2 separate regions of the Homo sapiens genome follow, and region 1 is linked to region 2. Evidence: read pairs that join two places in POLR2A ChIA-PET (ENCODE). Cell type or tissue: GM12878. All regions are shown on one strand. Links, peaks and the distances in the headings refer to the core of each region. The heading gives the core; the rest is flanking DNA.

The links. ChIA-PET counts read pairs that join two places held together with the same protein. Peaks named below come from ENCODE experiments on the same cell type or tissue, not always from the same donor. Only the 100,000 strongest peaks of a DNase experiment are listed, where the experiment ranks them.
Region 1: POLR2A ChIA-PET joins it to region 2 with 5 read pairs; 4 of 35 experiments call an interaction of 5 or more read pairs at or near these places.

The regions. Positions count from the first base shown.
Region 1 is chr12:128,965,577-128,968,389 of GRCh38, forward strand. All of the region lies in intron 11 of GLT1D1 (glycosyltransferase 1 domain containing 1), which reads left to right. Among named protein-coding and RNA genes, the nearest start is that of GLT1D1, 110 kb to the left of the region's middle. In GM12878, for the core only: no CTCF peak of the experiment used is centred there; no DNase peak of the experiment used is centred there.
Region 2 is chr12:128,913,818-128,916,630 of GRCh38, forward strand. GLT1D1 (glycosyltransferase 1 domain containing 1) reads left to right here. Exons shown (of 12, transcript NM_001366886.1): 6 at 1,116-1,172. Among named protein-coding and RNA genes, the nearest start is that of GLT1D1, 62 kb to the left of the region's middle. RefSeq lists an enhancer at 2,679-2,798. In GM12878, for the core only: no CTCF peak of the experiment used is centred there; a DNase peak (open chromatin) is centred at 1,294.

The DNA of each region.
Region 1 (2,813 bases), core at 120-2,619, 52 kb after region 2:
AACTAGTCCCAGAGGCTGGGCATGGTGGCTCACACCTGTAATCCTAGCACTTTGGAAGGCTAAGGCAAGCAGATTGCTTGAGCTCAGGAGTTCAAGACCATCCTGGGCAACATGGCAAAGTCTTGTCTCTGCTTAAAAAAAAAAAAAAAAAAAAAAAAAGAAAAAGTAAAAAGCCAGATGTGGTGGCTCATGCCTGTAGTCCCAGCTACTGGGGAGGCTGAGGCGGGAGGACCGCTTTAGCCTGGGTGATGGAAGTTGCCGTGAGCTGAGATCTTGCCACTGCACTCCACCCTGGATAACAGCAAGACCCTGTCTCAAAAATAAAGAAAAAGAGAACTAGCTCCAGGAAGAAGGCAAGGGAAGAGTTTCCAGTGATGCCAATGCAGCTGGCTGCAGAGGAGGAAAGAATGTGTTCACAGTGGCAGAGATGGGACCTCCAAAAAGAGGACTGTTTCAGGTAATTAATGCATCACATTTGAGATGATGGAAGATCATTCAAGGGGATTCATAGGGTCTTACTGGAGAAAACCTTACGTTTCTCTTTCCCCCTGCAACCACTGCATCTTTCTGTATTCAATGAGCGGCTGGGAGTAGGAGTCCCTGGTGCAATTGGAGAGAAGGAGACAGCAGAATGCTCCTGGGAGCCAGGGCTGAGCTGAGAGGGCGTGCATACCAGCCAGCATCCCTGCCTGAAATGCCCCAGGGGTGGCTGGCTGCACTTGGAAGAAAGTCCAAACTTTTTCTGATGGCCACCAAGCTGTCCCTGAGCTAACCACTGCCTACCACTCTGCCTTTGCTGCTCTGCGGCCACGTGGGCATCTCTGCTCCTCCCTCACAGGTAACTTGAGTCCCCAGCCTCTTTTCACCACCCTTCCCTATCTTATTTCATTCCTGGCATGTGTCACGGTGCCACACTGCTTGCTCCCCACACCCTCCTCCCCAACCTCCTCAGACTGTTAGATCCAGGAGAGCAGTTTCTCCAACTGTAAAATGGGGAAGTGAGGCCTCATCTGGGGGGTTTTGTGCTCTTCTGCACGCAGCCCCAGCACTTGGGCAGCACCTGGCACTAAATGTGTGTTGACAGGTGAATGGTGAGCACAGGGTCCCGGGGTGGGGGTGGCAGCTGTTGGCACAAAGATAATGGGAATCTGGAGGGAAGTTTGCTTTAGGGAGCTTATGAGGACAGCCTACTGAACTGAATAAAAAGCCATTTTTAATTTTTTTTTAAAAAATGACGATTAAACATATTCAGCCCTGGTAGGAACAGAATAATCTCTATTTCTATATACCTCACCCCTGGAAAACTTCAATTTAAGCAAAGCTTTCCAAACCTACTAAAGATTGATTTTTTCTTTACCGCCACAATCCTGTTATTTCTCCTTTTAAGAAGTAGAAAAGGGTTGAGCTATTTTCCTAGGTATTTTATTGCTCTGTTTTATAGCTTCGAAATTAAAATCCATTTGACATTTAATAGAAGCTGTGAATCTATACACTGTCCCAGGGTCAGACTTTTAAAGTGTAGCTCAAACCTATTTTGCTTGGAGGTTCTGTTTGTATGGTGCACAGCTATAGAAAAACATAAGTTCTGGAATAATGACATTGACCAGAGCTAGCATTTATCCAGAATGGGCTGGGCTCTGGCCATAGTGTTCTATGTGACTTGCATTTTCACTAAAGATAGCTTATTTTTCTTCAAACGCTAATGGCTTTAATAGTCAGTCAACGGTTTAATGTTTGGGAAATGTGAGGCCCGGTAGAAAACATCAGCCTCCAAACTTTCATTCAGGCAGGGCTGCGCTGAGATCTCAAGTTTTGCTCTTGGAAGCTGAGTGATCCTGGACACCTCTCCTGCCCTCTGCTCGATGCTTCTTCGGGAGAGTGGAGATCATGACCTCTCTTTGGGGAATAGCTGAGGGAGGGCACATGCACTATTGCCTCTCCCTTCCCCTGGAAAAAAACCTGCCAATACTCAACCGCGTTCACAGCTTGCAGCGCTGTGCACTAGGGGAAGCCGTGGAATATGGAAAGCACTTATGTTTAAGTGCTGGGATCAGCCCACAGCAGGATTCCCACCCGGTGCAGAGCACTGAGAACCCAGGGAGAAATTCCCGTCTCACTCTTACTTCGAGTTACGTTCTACTTACGGATTTGGGGAGGCCACTGGCCAACATTATGTAACATATTACTTCTCTCTTATGTTTTAAAAGTGTTTTAACGTAACATCTATAATTCTTGGAAGTTCAACGCATCCAGGATGTGTAAGCACCAGCCCGTGCACAGCACACAGTAGGTCCTCAGCATGAAATCCGAGATGCAGATCCTGCTGCGTTGATTGGATTTCCAGTTAAGCCCAGAGGAAACTCGGGACAAAGCATGTGTGAACTACATTGGAGGTTAATGCAAAACTTATGTGGATTTTGTTTTGCTTTGTTTTTTTTGAGACAGAGTCTCGCTCTGTCGCCCAGGCTGGAGTGCAGTGGCGCAAACTCAGCTCACTGCAAGCTCCGCCTCCCGGTTCACATCATTCTCCTGCCTCAGCCTCCCGAGTAGCTAGGACTGCAGGCGCCTGCCACCACACCTGGCTAATTTTTTGTATTTTCAGTAGAGATGGGGTTTCACAGTGTTAGCCAAGATGGTCTCCATCTCCTGACCTCGTGATCCGCCTGCCTCGGCCTCCCAAAGTGCTGGGATTACAGGCGTGAGCCACTGCGCCCGGTCACTTATGTGGATTTCCAAGTAGTGTGACCTGGTGGCTTATTGTACGATACTGGGAAGCATTTGAGAGTGGACTAATAATAATACAAGGACACCAG
Region 2 (2,813 bases), core at 59-2,558:
CCACCCTGCGCATTTTGAAGTGCGTTTAACCTCTTTGAACATCAGTGTCCAGCTGGATAAACTGGAGGAAGCAGTCTGCTCAGTGGGCCTTTAAGGGTTACAGTGGAGTATGGAAAGCGCCTACATGCAGTCGGAGCCCAGGGCTGGCTTGAAATGGGCGCTTGTTAAATAGCCGCTGTCAGTATGATTCAGTGTGAATAACGATTATGCAGGTGGATTTTGGAGGTGGTTAGATGACTTGATTTACTTACATTTTATAAAATTTCAAAATGTTTCTGTTACCAAGATAACGTGTTAGACGTTGCCTCTGAATTTCTAAATTGTAAAATAGTCATTTTTTTTTTCAGCAAAAATTAAATGTAACTTCTCTCTCTGAAGAAGTAATAGCCAACAGACCATCAGGCATGAGTTGGTGAGGGTTGAGAGTGGGAATTTTACAGGGAGGTATAATTTTCACATGGGGCTTAGCTGACAGTGTTTTTGAAACCTGTTACTTCCTGGCATTTTTAAGGAACTCAAGGTTTGTCTAACCCCTAACCCCGTTTGGGCCTGTCATGGATCCTGGGGCTGAAAGGGGTGCGTCTTTTCTCATGTGGAATCCATGGGCTCTTTTTAACCCTCCTGTGCTGAAGGATTCATGGGACTTCAGTGACACACTCAGAGCATCGAGCGGCTTTATAAAAACCAGGTGCTACTGTTATTTAAACTTCAACACAAGTGGGCCGTGTGTGGTGGCTTACACCTGTAATCCCAGCACTTTGGGAGGCTGAGGCGGGAGGATCACTTGAAGTCAGGAGTTCGAGACCAGCCTGGCCAACATGGTGAAACCCTGTCTCTACTAAAAATACAAAAATTAGCCGGGTGTGGCAGCGGGCGCCTATACTCCCAGCTACTCGGGAGGCTGAGGCAGGAGAATCGCTTCAAACCGGGAAGAGGAGGTTGCAGTGAGCAGAGATCGTGGCACTGCACTGCAGCCTGGGTGACAGAGCGAGACTCTGTCTCAAAATAATAAGAATAATAGTAATAATAATAATAAGCCTCAACACAAAATAACTCATTGTATTTCAGCAGTCGCTTCAAAGTGAACTTGCCCTTTTTTTGTTTCTTTGACCCAGGAATTGCAACAACACCAAACGCCGCTTTTAACTGGAATACCTTTCTTCAACGCTCTGGTGAGACATGAGATCTTCTTAGAGGATTTTGATGAAGTGCATCTTGTCAGTTACTTTCAGGAGCTTGTGACGTTCATGCGGTTTTGAAAAAGTGGTTGTCAGAGAGAACAAGGTTCATTTCCCTCTGTCTGCGGCTTCATGAGTAGTTTTATCCTTTTGAGGAACAGCAGGGCTAGAAAGCCAGAGAGACAGGGGCTCTGGCCCTTTCTGATGCTGTTTTTAGCACCTGCTTTCCAAATTTTCAGTATCATTTCCTGTGACATTTGTTCTTTATAAGAATAACAACCTCATGTGTTCATTTTATTTTACTTTACTAATTATACACGTAGTTAAATTACCATTGTAGAAAAATGAGAAAATATCAGAATATGCAACACATTTTTTTTTTTTTTTGAGATGGAGTCTCGTTCTGTTGCCCAGGCTGGAGTGCAGTGGTGTGATCTAGACTCACTGCAGCCTCTACCTCCCGGGTTCAAGTGATTCTCCTGCCTCAGCCTCCTAAGTAGCTGGTACTACATGCATGCGCCACCATGCCTGGCTAATTTTTGTATTTTTAATGGAGACGGGGTTTTGCCGTATTGGCCAGGCTGGTCTCGAACTCCTGATCAGGTGATCCACCCACCTCAGCCTCCCAAAGTGCTGGGAATCCAGGCATGAGCCACTGGGCCTGGCCAAAAAATGCAACAAAAATTTTAATCACTTGAAATTTCATCACCAAAAAGAAACTGCTATTAATGTTTGATGTGATCTTTCTCAACAATTTACATGTAAATAATGATGTTTAAAAGACAAAGTCAAGCTTCACTTACTACTCTAACCTGCCTTCTTTGCTCATTATGTCAGTAGAATAGAGTGAACTCATCCTTTTTTTAAAATAATTCTATAGTTTGTATGCAGTGAAATGCAGAGATCTCAAGTGTAAAATTAGGCAAATGTTTGACAAATGTATATACCCATGTGACAAATACCCCAATCAAGATAGATAACATTTCCACCACTCAAGAAAGTTCTCTCATGCCCTCTTCCATATTTAATTTCTGTCTCTTTATAGGCGATTCCTAGTCTAATTTTTCTTATCTTAGATTAGTTTTACCTGTTCTTGAACTTCATCTAAGTGGAGTCATGCATTGAATAATTTTTTGTATCTGGCTTTCTTTGTTCAACTAATGTGTTTGAGATTTATCCCTATTGTGTGTATCTGTAGACCTTTTTTCTTAGTATTCTATTTTGGAATGGTGTATTTCATTCCATATATCACAAATTGTTTATCTCTTCTTCTATTGATGAACTTTTAGCTTGTTTTCCATTTTTAACCGTTACAAATACATTTACTATGAATATCCTTGTGCAAGGTTTTTTGGTGACCTATGTTTTCACTTCTCTTGGATAAATGCCTCTAAGTCAAATAGCTTGACTATATGATTAACATTATAAAAAATATCCAAACAGTTCTCCAAGGTGTGCCATCTTACACTTCCACAGAAGCTGACAAGAGCTTCAGTTACTCCACATTCTTGCCCACCGGTGGAGTAGACAGTCTTTTCAATTTTAGTTGTTCTAGGGAGATAATGAAATGGTGTCTCATTGTCATTCTTCTAAGTTTCATTTCCCTGATGATTAATTTTGTTCAGCACCTTTTTA